2 separate regions of the Homo sapiens genome follow, and region 1 is linked to region 2. A link is a contact called in ENCODE Hi-C or POLR2A ChIA-PET data. All regions are on one chromosome and are shown on one strand. The core of a region is the stretch at or near the end of the contact, and the rest is flanking DNA. Distances in the headings are between cores, read along the strand shown. Region 1 has its middle 24 kb from the start of LINC01563. Region 2 holds the start of LINC02693 (long intergenic non-protein coding RNA 2693).

Evidence for each region. Hi-C counts contacts between places; a loop is a spot of excess contacts on that map. ChIA-PET counts read pairs that join two places held with the same protein, here RNA polymerase II (POLR2A). Pooled maps may share reads with other maps.
Region 1: a loop to region 2 is called in a pooled map, with 5 times the contacts of the local background. The contact joins the enhancer-like site here to the promoter of LINC02693 in region 2. A Hi-C loop is called at or near these places in 7 of 50 pooled maps. POLR2A ChIA-PET finds 5 or more read pairs at or near these places in 2 of 52 experiments (PC-3 and activated CD4-positive, alpha-beta T cell).

What each region holds. Positions count from the first base shown.
Region 1 is chr17:21,097,494-21,100,784 of GRCh38, forward strand. No RefSeq gene overlaps it. Among named protein-coding and RNA genes, the nearest start is that of LINC01563, 24 kb to the left of the region's middle. RefSeq lists enhancers at 1,367-1,983, 1,783-2,077, 1,984-2,601, 1,996-2,205 and a silencer at 1,783-2,077. Within about 2 kb of position 1,603, at least 7 of the 41 ENCODE cell types and tissues checked have a DNase peak (open chromatin) inside an H3K27ac peak, as active enhancers do; they include PC-3, where a contact is called at or near this core.
Region 2 is chr17:21,550,087-21,553,007 of GRCh38, forward strand. It overlaps LINC02693 (long intergenic non-protein coding RNA 2693), which reads right to left and starts at 1,592. Exons shown (of 2, transcript NR_160801.1): 1 at 910-1,592. RefSeq lists a silencer at 1,486-1,655.

The DNA of each region.
Region 1 (3,291 bases), core at 353-2,852, 450 kb before region 2:
CCACCACACCCGGCTAATTTTTTTGTATATTTTTAGTAGAGACGGGGTTTCACCATGTTAGCCAGGATGGTCTCAATCTCCTGACCTCATGATCTGCCCGCCTCAGCCTCCCAAAGTTCTGGGATTACAGGCTTGAGCCACCACGCCCAGCCATCAAATACTGTAGAGATATATTCTTTTTCTTCACTCTCTTTTTTCTTAGGGGGTTGCCTCTGCTTTGCTGGTGCCCTAAGTGTGTGCTCAAACTATATGGTGGATGCTCCAGCCTGGGGTAAGGGTGTTTTGGGCAGAGGGAGGAGAACATGAAAATAAGTTAAACAGCAAGATTAGGTACACTTGGATGGGTAGAAACCAGAGGGAGAATGGTGAGACACGATGCTGGAAGGCTGATAAGAAACAGATCAGGAAGAGCCTTGTGGGCCAATCATAATACTGAGCATCAATAACAATAGCACGCATTCTGTTGTTCTTAGTATTCTAAGCACTTTTCATAAGCACACATTTAACCACTCAACAACCCTGAGAGATAGGTAATATGATGGTTTTTTTTTTTCTGAGACAGTCTTGCTCTGTCGCCCAGACTGGAGTGCAGTGGCGTGATCTTGGCTCACTGCTACCTCTCCTGGGTTCAAGCCATTCTCCTGTCTCAGCCTCCCAAGTAGCTGGGATTACAGGCGAGCGCCACCACTCCCGGCTAATTTTTTTTTTTCAGTAGAGACGGAGTTTTGCCACATTGGCCAGGCTGCGATTATTTCATTTTATGGATGAGTTAAACTGGTTAAATACTTTCTTCAGGCTCACACTGCTAGTAAGAGGCAGAAATGTGATTTGTGCCCAGGAAGTCTGGCCCCAGAACCTGCTCCCTTAACTGCATATTACTAATCAAAGGAGTGTGCACTTCAGCCTGAAGGTGAAAGTGAGTGATTTCCTAGAATATGAAATTTGATTAAAACAAAAGTAGAGAATTTCACTAAAACCTTCTGGCCTGATTTTGGATACCTTGGGAAATACAAACTCAAGAATGAAATGTTACATCCTTTTTTTAAGGTATACTATACATATGATTGTAACTCATGCCTGTAATCCCAACATTTTGGGAGGCCGTGGCGGGAGGATCACTTGAGGCCAGGAGTTTGAGACCAGCCCGGCCAACATAGTGAAACCCTGTCTCCACTAAAAATACAAAAATTAGCCGGGAGTGGTGGCTCACGCCTGTAGTCCCAGCTACTCAGGAGGCTGACGCAGGAGAATCACTTGAACCCGGGAGGCAGAGATGGCAGTGAGCCGAGATCGCACCACTGCACTCCAGCCTGGGCGACGGAGCGAAACTCCATCTCAAAAAACAACAAAACATCAATCTTAAGAGTACAAACTTACGAGTTTTATACATGTGCACACCCATATAATCATTACTCGAATATCACAGACATGATGTTGGGTGAAAGAAGCCAGATGCAAAGCGTACCCCTTCATGAAGTCCAGGAACTGGTGATGGAGGTGCTAGAGGACAGAAGAGTGGTTATCTGGGGCTAGGCATAGTGACTGGGAGAAGGGCATGAGAGAGCCTCGGGGTGTGGAAACCGGCTTTTCGGGTCTGCAAGGGTCGCTGGGAAGTGTAGTCTTTTGTTGGGGGCGGAATGAGCTGCTAAAAGGCAGGGTCCTTTTACACCAACGTTGATAGAGATCGATATTTATTCCTGCTACACTGACAAAAAGGAATTGTACACGAAGAAAAAAGGCAGACATTTAGAGAAGAGGAATTAACGGGCAGGTTCATAGGAGGGCTGCTAGAATCTATCAATCTCACACTACCGTTTCCTTTTTCTTTTTTTTTTTCTTTTTCTTTTTGGACCTTGCGTCTTTTCGCGCCAAAGTCCTAGAGACAGAGCCTGATTGGCCCAGCCACGACCTGTGCCCATCCATTGGTGGAGACCTCTTGATTAACAATCTTTCAAATTTCCGGAGCGACCGAGGGACTGACTGACAGCCTCGGGAGCTTACGCGCATCCCTGAAGCGGGCGCCAGCAAGTCCTTGGGGAAAACGCTGCCTGTACCCAAACCATAACCACGCGCTTGTCCCCTGCGAAGTGCTTCCCGAAAGACCCCCAAGGCAATTTTAAAGTTGCGGACACCTGAACCTGCTCCAGAGCTGGCTGGAAGCAGGAGCTGCCTCCCCAGGATGGGGCAGAATTTGCATCTCTCCACTTTCAATTTAAGGTGAACAAAGCAGAAAAGCAAGTAACTTATCACGATCAAAATGCAACATCTGATTCCCTTACACCTACCAGGAGGACAGTGCCTATTCCACACAGAGCCAGAAACCTGGAGAGAGGAAACAAAGAATGTAAGTGAATTCTAGGCAGCAAGCATTTTTCCATCCCTCAGCTAAGAGCCCTGCCACCACCTGTCCGTCTTCAGTAATACACTGGTTGACACTTTTTGAGACCCCAATATAGCGCTGAGCACTGCCCAACCTAAAAATGACTATTATTTTCCAGTCACTTTTTTTTTTTTTTTTTTTTTTTTTTTTGGCAGAGTCTTGCTCTGTTGTCCACGCTGGAGTGCAGTGGCGTGATCTCGGGATCTCGGCTCACTGCAACCTCCACCCCCCCGGGTTCAAGCGATTCTCCTGCCTCAGCCTCCCGAGTAGCTGGGATCACAAACTCGCGCCACCACGCCTGGCTAATTTTTGTATTTTTAGTAGAGACGGGGTTTCACCATGTTGGTCAGGCTGGTCTCAAACTCATGACGTCATGATCCACCCGCCTGGGCCTCCCAAAGTGCTAGGATTACAGGCGTAAGCCACTGCGTCCGGCCTAATTTTTTGTATTTTTAGTAGAGACAGAGTTTCACTATGTTGGCCAGGCTGGTCTCGAACTCCTCAGGTGAGCCGTCTGCCTCGGCCTCCCAAAGTGCTGGGATTACAAGCCTGAGCCACTGCGCCAGGCCCAGAGTCACTTTATAGATAAAAAGCCCTATAACTTCAAAGATCAATACCTAAATTACAAGGGGAAATTAAGTATTCATAAACAGATTAAAATATGCTTTAAAGTTCCATGTAACCATAACCTTTCTTCAAAAGGTTATTAATGCTTAATCTGTGCCAAAAAGTCACATTGAATATACATAGAATTTATGTTCTTTGTAGCAAGATTCAGGGTGGTTTGGATAATTAAGACGAATATGTGAGTAATTGTTCCTGAAGGCTCCATGTGTTTGGAGCTATAAGAATATTCCACATTCTGAGAATGTGGAAATTACTTTCAGTCTGGGAAAGGAGGCAGGGTTAGG
Region 2 (2,921 bases), core at 342-2,841:
TGGGATTTTTTTTTTTTTTGCCATCTATTTCATCATACAGGATGTGACACAGAATATATCTGAAAGTATAACTTTCCTGGAAGAACACATCTTAGTTTTTAATATCTAAACTGTATAGCAGCTATTTATCTCACAAAACATTTTTCAGGCTGAGTGCGGTTGGTGACTCACGCCTGTGATTCCAGCACTTTGGGAGGCCAAGGCAGGAAAATTGCTTGAGTCTAGAAGTTCGAGGCCAGCCTGGGCAATGTGGGGAGATGTAGTTTCTACAAAAAATTTAGAAATTAACAGGCATGGTGGCACAAACCTGTGGTCTCAGCTACTGGGGAGGCTGAAGCAGGTGGATCGCTGGAACCCCTTTCGTGGTGCAGTTTGGGCAAAAGAGCAAGAACCTGTCTCAAATTTTTTGGCTGATGGTTGTAGACATAATGTTTGAGCTTTCAAAAATTACAACATTTTAAACTAAATAGTTTGCTGGAAAAAACCACATGTTCCTTCCAGAAACAACTGGTAGACCATCAGGATCATGACAGTCACTTCAAAAAGCTTTGGTGTGTTGACAAAGGGGAGGTTCACGTGTGATGTTGCTGGTCGCACAGCTACTGCATCCAAGGCAAATGCATGTTAACAACCATATCAAATGTGGGTGACCAAGTGGCAACATTTAAGCATTTTACATCCTAACTTATGTGCAACTTAAACCTACTGCCACACTGTGAGTTAGGAAATTGGTAGGTTTTTTTCTATTGACTTGTTGTGCCCTATAATTTTTCCTATTTAAAATAATGGGAAACAAGTTTTCAGTTTTTTTCTCAGAAAAAGTCTGACATTTCAGGCACAGATATGTCTGACAGTTATTACCAGCAGAAGAGTTTCTAGCCTTTTCATCGTAAAATTTTAATTACTTACCTTGGAAATTACTTAACTTCGTTCCTTCCAAATCTGGTAGTAAAATGGGTGCTCCAGAAAGCTGTGGCACGGATATTCTGCTGCTTTGCTCGTCTCTGCACAGACCTGGGGCTTGAGGAGCCTGCAGCCACGAAGTACAGGACGTCATCAGAATGGAAAAGCGATCCAGATGGTCCCGCAGGCGCAGTGCTGGGGCGTAAAGTGCAGCCTGTGCACGGCGGGTGGGAGGCGCGCGGGCTCGCCGGGGCTCGGGACTGTGTTCTTGCAGCCGAGAGGCCCACACAGGACAAGGAGGCCTGACCCAGGCTGTTGGAGCCCGCGAAGAGGGGGTGAAACTCCAAGGGGCGTAAGGGTGATCACACGTGCGGCCAAGCTTCCCGTCTGCATGGCGAGGGGCTGGGCCTTTCCGTCGTGATTTTTCTCCCATTATGCCGGGCGCGTAGCGGGCCCTGGGGCGGCGGGACCGGTGCGGGCGTTCAGTCAGCCCGGGGTCCTGGAGGCCGGCGGGGGGATTCGCAGCAGCCCGAGGGACGGATGGATGGCAGAAAGGAGTCTCTACTTCCAGGTTCCCAGTGATCGCTATGTTCCTTACAAGCAGTAAACTCACGACTTCAGACACCCGCCACGGAGCTCCGCGCGCAGTCCTCAAACAGCCAGCCACGCCGGCCGGGCGCACAGCGCATGCCCCGGGGTCGGGGCGGGGCGGAGGAGACGGGGCGGGGCGGAGGGGACGGGGCGGGGCGGAGGGGACGAGGCGGAGCCGGGCGGGGTTGAGGGGACGGGGCGGGGCTTGGCGGGGGCGGAGCCGCCCAGCGCTGAATCCAAATCGTATCTAAGCTATTTTCTAGCTCTGACATCGTATACATCACTGCATACGTGAATAGCATGCCAAATACTGTATAAACCAATACTGGTTTTTTTCTTCTCGGGAGGTACTATATAAATAAAGCACGTACACGGTATCTAATATCAGAACATTCAAATCCCATATTGAAAAGATTATAAATTGACCATAATCCTATAATTCTGTTTAGCAACAGTGCGTTCCTTCTCAGTCTTCACTTTTAAAATATCTAAGAGGCTCGATGTCTTGAGGCTTTTTCTTTTTAAACCCAACATCCTTTTTCACATTTATTAGTTTAGTACTTTGGTTTTACTCAATAAAAAGGTGGGGTTAAAAAAATCTGAATTATTCTGCAATGTTTCAGGCAACAGAGGCTGAAAACAACACTGTTAAGGCGGGGGGACAATTCTTATACTCTGTGAGTCTTCTTGTTTAATTTTCATTAAATTTCCAGAATAATAAGCGTAGGATAGCTAACGTTTGTCTTTGCGTCGTAGATTAGTTAACCTTTACTGAATTCACAATATGGCATCAGAGATTTAATCTGCATTTCCTAATTCTTATAAATTAAAGCTGAAGTTTAAGCTTCATTCGCACGTCACAAATACCACTTGCCCTGAATAAATAATGTTTTTAGAAGTGAGCATTCCTGATCTCCCTGTTTGTTAAGAATTGTCTTCTTTTTTCAGCTGCTACTCTGCTAAGACAAGAGTTAGCCCCTGAGCTATGTTATCAGTTCAAGGCTTTGCAGATAGCGCTGTATCGTGGGGGAAAAATGAACATGGTTTTCAAAAAGGAGGAGAACATTTCTATAACGTTGAGACTTTTAGTAATCAGGGCTATTGATGTCAGATGGCTGTTGGGACAAATGACATCATAAAAAATACAAAATTTAAAATTATGTTTGTTTATGTTTGTTTGTTTTCAGATTTCTTAGTAGTAAAGGGGCTGTGTTTTCACTCAGGCTTATATGATGATGACATTTCTCAGACCAGCAGCTATCTGCTAGCATTCTGTCCTGGACTTGGGGTGCACCTGTGACAGTAGCTGGGCTTGTCATCCAGTGAATAGCTCATAGTTGACTCCTCTCCATCAGTATAAGCATGGGTGTGGGTGACTGCATGGTAGAGGGGGCCGGGGTAGCCAGGGACCAGAGGTTAGTGAACCA